2 separate regions of the Homo sapiens genome follow, and region 2 is linked to region 1. A link is a loop called in an ENCODE intact Hi-C map of the cell type or tissue named here. Cell type or tissue: dorsolateral prefrontal cortex. All regions are shown on one strand. Each heading gives the region's core, and the rest is flanking DNA. Links, peaks and the distances in the headings are about the cores only.

Region 1 (2,915 bases), core at 298-2,797:
TTAACTGTCTTCTCCAACAGCGAGAAACTTTGCTCCCATTATCCTTAATATTGTACATTTACATACATGTCCTTGGAGATACCTTTCTCTCCCCACTGGGACTCCAACACCCTGTGGCAGACTGCCTCTCTGCCGGGACACCCCTCACCACAATTGGGTTCTGACACTCTGGCCTGGACTTGCCCCTGAATGTATGCTTTCTGATCCTGGTCAGGTTCCGGCCACCACAGCTCACCTCCACCCCACTCATAGCTGCCTATCTTGCTCGACCCTGCACCTGATGACTTTTGCACCTGATTTTTCAAGGAAGGAAAAGAGGAACTATATAGCTTTTCTCTTATTACTTTTAAGCACTTCCATTTCATTTATACTTGGTCATTCAGAAATTAAGAGTTATTTCTACCATGCACTATTCTTAAACTCTGTGATGCCTTTAAAGAGTGCCTCTTCAGTGAGACTGGGTCTATGCTGAGAGTAGAGGTCCTGCCTCCTCCCCCTTTTTCCTGTCCACCACATTCCTCTGTCTGCCCAGAGTAGGGAAGGCTGCAAACCCTCCCCCCGCCTTCCTCCTAGGAGGTCGCTGCCTGAAAGCTCTGTCCTGCCCGGAGGAAACCAGCTCAGCCTCCAGCTCTGGCCTGGCCTGATAGTCTGCCAGTAGCCAGGCCAGCTCTATCAGTTCTGTGCACGGGGATGCCCTGCGCGGAGGGGAGGGAGGAGGGGGAGAAAGAGTTGCCCGTGGGGCCTCAGGCCTTTGCTGTGCCTCAGTTCCCACACCTCAGAAGAATAAAGTACTCAACCCAGAAGAAAGACTCGGGCTTCCAGACTTTGGTTTGTGAGAGCAACGACATTCAAGGGTTACTCACGTAGACATTTAACAACCCGTAAAGGGAACTGGATGACAGAAATTACAGGATGGCTCCACCCTCGCGAAATGACATATTCATTTGAATGCTTGGGTAATTTCACAACAGGCAGTGCTGGTGGGGAGCAGGTTTTCCTCACTGAAGATGGAAATAAGGGTAATTGCTAATTTCCTTCCCCTGACCTTCATGACCTGCCCAGCTGTCTGCTGCCACCAGCCTCCTTCCACGGCTTTTCTTGTCTAAGGCTTCATGCCTTAAGAAATCAATTTACTCAGCTTTGTTCTGGGCCAGGTGAGAAAAAAAAATCAATGTATTCATACAAGTGGGACAATTGCAAACAAACGGAGTAAGAAAAAATAAATTCAGTTATGTAGTATTTGAGGCTTGAATTCGAGTAAATCAACCAAACTTCCTCCTCGCTTCAGGTAAAAGCATTTGTTGTTGACACAGCGCCACCTGATGGCAACTGGAATCTTGGCAGGAAATAGTCACCTGTCATTCCAACGTTATGCTGCTCATTTCACCTTTTTGTGTGTGTGTGTGTGTGATGGAGTCTCGCTCTGTCGCCAAGGCTGGAGTGCAGTGGCATGATCTCGGCTCCCTGCAACCACCGCCTCCCGGGTTCAAGCGAGTCTCCTGCCTCAGGTTCCTGAGTATCTGGGACTACAGGCGTGTGCCACCACGCCCAGCTAATTTTTTGTATTTATAGTAGAGACGGGGTTTCACCGTGTTAGCCAGGGTGGTCTCGGTCTCCTGACCTCGTGGTCTGCCCGCTTCAGCCTCCCAAAGTGCTGAAATTACAAGCGTGAGCCACCGTGCCCAGCCATCATTTCACACTTTTTTATTTTTAAATTTCAGTTCCCTTTCAAGCTCTAGACTCTTTCATTCAGAGTCCATTCTCTGTGTGCTTATGGTAGATGCTAAAGGTCTAAGAAAATATGACCACTTCCTGTCTAGTGTGGTGGCTCTCAAACTTGACCTTGCTCAGTTGCTCAGGCTGGAGTGCAGTGGTGCAATCTCGGTTCACTGCAGCCTTGACCTCGTGGGCTCAGGTAATCCTCCTGCCTCAGCCTCCCAGGTAGTTGGGACCACAGGCGGGAGCCACTATGCCTGGCTAATTTTTGTTTTGTTTTTGTTTCGTAGAGACAGGGTTTCGTCATGTTACACATACTGGTGTTGAACCCCCGGACTCAAGCAATCTGCCCGTATAGGCCTCCCAAAGTGCTGGGATTGCAGGCATGAGCCATCGCCCCTGGCTGAGAAAGTTTTAAAATGCAGACTCCTAGGCTCTGCCCTGCAAAGACTCGGAGTTGGTGGGTCTGGGGTATGTCCCAGGAGCTTGTGTTTAAACTCCTCAGGTGATTCTGAAACAAAGAGTTCACAAATAACATGTTGAGAGGAACTAAAGATGGAGAAGCAGACTGGAATTTGCAGTCTGGAATTGTTACTGCAATGTAATCTGGCAAATGCCACAAAGTATGAACAGGTCTGCTAGGGACACAGAGAAGGGATGCCTAATCAGACTAAGGAAAAGAATAGAGAAGGCTTCCCAGAAGGTAAGACTCTAGATGAATAAAAGTTGGTGAGATGAAGAAGGGGAGCAGGGGAATCATACATAGGGCATAAAATATGGAAGTTAAGAGGGCATGAAACTCCATGGGCCCTGAGAGCAGTGTGGGAGGCTGGAAGGAAGGAGAATGTGGCAGTGTCAGAAAATGAAGGGCCTGGGGCCAGGGACAGTGGCTCACATCTGTAATCCCAGCACTTTGGGAGGCCAAGGCAGGAGGATTACCTTGAGGTCAGGAGTTTCAAGACCAGCCTGGCCAACACGGCAAAACTCTGTCTCTACTAAAAATACAAAAATTAGCCAGGTGTGGTGGTGGGCGCCTGTAATCCCAGCTACTCGGGAGGCTGAGGCAGGAGAATCACTTGAATCCGGGAGGCAGAGGTTGCAGTGAGCCAAGATAGCACCACTGCACTCCAGCCTGGGAGACAGAGCAAGACTCTGTCTCAAAAAAAAAAAAAAAAAAAAAAAGGGAAAACGAAGTGCCT
Region 2 (2,915 bases), core at 255-2,754, 160 kb before region 1:
CCAAAATCAAGAGAAGAATAGTTTCATCACCCCACAGACTTCCCTCATGTTACTTCTTTGTACTCAACCGCTCTACCCACTACCAACTCCTGAAACCACTCATCCATTTCTCTATCATTTCACCTTTTCCATTTGCCTTTGAAATTTTCCAGAATTTCATATAAATGGAATAATACAGTATGTAGCCTTTCGAGTCTGGCTTCTGTCCCTCAGCATAATCCATTTGCGATTCATTTGTGCCACATTTATTACAGATCATAGTTTGTTCACTTTTATTGTGGACTAGTGTTCCCTTGTTTGGAGATTCCATAGTTTGTTAATCCATTCACTAGTTCAAGGACATTTGAGTTGTTCTCATTTTTGTGATTACAAATTAAGACACTATAAACATTTGTGTACAGGTTTTCATGTGAATATGTTTTTATTTCTCTTGAAAAAATACTCAGGAGTGAGACTGCTGGTTCACGTGGTAAGGGTATGGTTAATTTTATAAGACACTACCAGATTGTCTTCCAAAGGGGCTGTACTATTTTGCATTCCCATTAGCAATGTATGAGATTTCCACTTGCTCTGCATCCTCATCATCGCTTAATATTCCCAGTTATTATTTTTATTTAGTTATACTAACAAGTGTGTAGTAATATCTTGTGGTTTTAATTTGCATTTCCCTAAGCTTGAATTTTTGGCAGGTGTCATTTTTTAGAAAAAAAAATTATTGAAAATATTATTTAAAGAAACAATAGAATATAAAAAAAGCTTTAGAGTTTTTATCAAAAAGTCATAAGAAGATATCGTCACAGTTTTTGCTTTGGAAGTGTGGTGTACAGTCAAGCAAGGGCCACGTATCTTCTTTTCTCCAAGAGACCATATACTAGTTCCAGCTCTGCCACTCTGCAGCTGTGAGACCATATCCTCCAGAACCTCATTCCTCATCCAAAAAATGAGGGTTGAACTACATCAATTTTTCCCGGCTTTGGCTGTATCTTGAATTCACCTGGGCAGATTTAAAAATCCTGATGCCCAGGCCACACCTCAAGCCAGAAATTAAATTAAATCAAACTCTCTAGAGATCGGACCCAAGCATCAGTATTTTAAAGCTTCCCAGGTCATCTCATGGGCAACCAAAGCTGAAAAGCCCTCAACTAATCTCTAATTGCTTCGAACCTCAAAACTTTTTTTTTTTTTCTCCTGAGACAAGGTCTCACTCTGTCACCAAGGCTGGAATGCAGTGGCATGACAAATGCTCTCTGCAGCCTCAAACTCCTGGCCTTAAGTGATCCTCCTGCCTCAGCCTCCCGAGCAGCCACTGTGCCCGGCCAAACCCCAAAATTACATTAGTCTAATTTCAGCTTTCTCTGGCCTATTTAAGTCAGGACCACTCTAATGGAGTCAGATGATTCTTTATTGGGGGTGGGGGGATCCCTTATGCATTGTAGGACGTTGGGCCGCATCCTTTGCCTCTACCCACCAGATGCCAGTGGCACCATCCCTGCCTCTCAGTTACCAGCTGTAACAACCAAAAATGTCTCTAGATATTGTCAAATGTTCTCTGGAATGGAAAAATCTCCCCTGATGGAGAACCACTGCTTTACTGCATGCCACAGTACACCAAACACAATTCAGCGGAATTTAAAAGCTTTTATAATAGCAACATATTCTTCTGTGTTTTATCCTATCTGCTAGTGCCTCCACCCCACTTTTCTATTAAACAAACTGAAACTCTGTCTAGGCTTTAATTTTTAGGTTGAGTTGTCAACAACCAGCAGAGGGCACTTCTAAAAATGGATTGATGCTTCTAAGTTCTGAGCCCCAGCAGGTGGTAGTAAGATAAAGGCAAAAGCCCACGGCTCGGTCCCATGACCCCTGAGTGTGGGATGAGGGGCCGCAGGAGGAAGACAAGACTGAGGGCTGAAGAAGGGATTTGAGGAGAGAAGAAATAGTAGAGCAGGGGAGTTGTCAGGCCAAGTAGTCAAAGATGTCAAAGATGTAACAGGCCCAGTGAACTGGAAATTGGTTCTAGGAACTAAAAGGGATTCCAGTTAGGTGGAGAGCTGAGGTTGCATCTAGTTTCCTAGAGGGACCTAGACTTCTTTCTCCTTTTGCCTGGCCTAACCCAACTGCCTCTAAAAGGGAGTGTGTGACAAAGCTGTAAACAACCCCACTCCACTTGTGACCCTGTGAGGGAGCCCAAGATATCACATTGTAACTGCCACATTGCATCACAATTACAACTGCTACAATGTATTATGCTCTGGGTCTGCCATACGGTTTTCTGGAGGGCCTAAAAGTTCCAGTAGTCTTCTCTCCAGGTTCCTGTCATGCTGGTTTTGTTATCATTCTCAGTAAAATGTCACCATTGACTCCGTTTTCTTGAGAGCCATGAACTCTTCTAAAAATAGGTCTAACATCAGCTTTCATTACATGCCTCTTCTCATGTACCACCAGGCTTGATTTTCCCTCTGTTTTCTTTCTTCCAACAACAACATATTCCAAAGTCCTTTCAGAGGCAGCTTGGCCTGATGGTTCAAACAGTTCTTTTCTGACATCTCTTCAGTCTTCTGGCAAAATTAGAGCAGTGCCTGGCTCACAAGGAGAAGAATGGCCACCTAAGACAGTGTAATTTTTTTCCCGAAAATATACTCATCACATATTTTCCCATTTTAAAATAATATATAGATAGTAGAGAAATTTTGCAAAGGACAGAACAGTAGAAAAAAATAAGATAATCCCAGCCAGGGCCATTCTAGATGAGCCAATGGCCAGTGGACTCTGTGTCCACTTGGCTTGGCAAGCCCAGCCAAGATCACCTAAGCTCAACCTGAATTAGCAAAGCTACATAGACTCTTGAATTAAACAAATGTTTGTTTTGCATGCTACTGAGATTTGTGTCATTCTGTTTTGAAACGTGATTGTGT

The links. Peaks named below come from ENCODE experiments on the same cell type or tissue, not always from the same donor. Only the 100,000 strongest peaks of a DNase experiment are listed, where the experiment ranks them.
Region 2: it touches region 1 in a loop (5-fold over the local background); 46 of 110 quality-filtered maps call a loop at or near these places.

Annotation. Positions count from the first base shown.
Region 1 is chr9:4,761,129-4,764,043 of GRCh38, reverse strand. No RefSeq gene overlaps it. Among named protein-coding and RNA genes, the nearest start is that of AK3, 21 kb to the right of the region's middle. RefSeq lists an enhancer at 177-1,115. In dorsolateral prefrontal cortex, for the core only: a CTCF peak has its summit at 1,289 (motif pointing left); a DNase peak (open chromatin) is centred at 1,343; H3K4me3 peaks cover 1,097 bases; H3K27ac peaks cover 1,098 bases.
Region 2 is chr9:4,923,268-4,926,182 of GRCh38, reverse strand. No RefSeq gene overlaps it. Among named protein-coding and RNA genes, the nearest start is that of JAK2, 61 kb to the left of the region's middle. RefSeq lists enhancers at 1,786-1,845, 1,866-2,025. In dorsolateral prefrontal cortex, for the core only: a CTCF peak has its summit at 1,761 (motif pointing right); no DNase peak of the experiment used is centred there.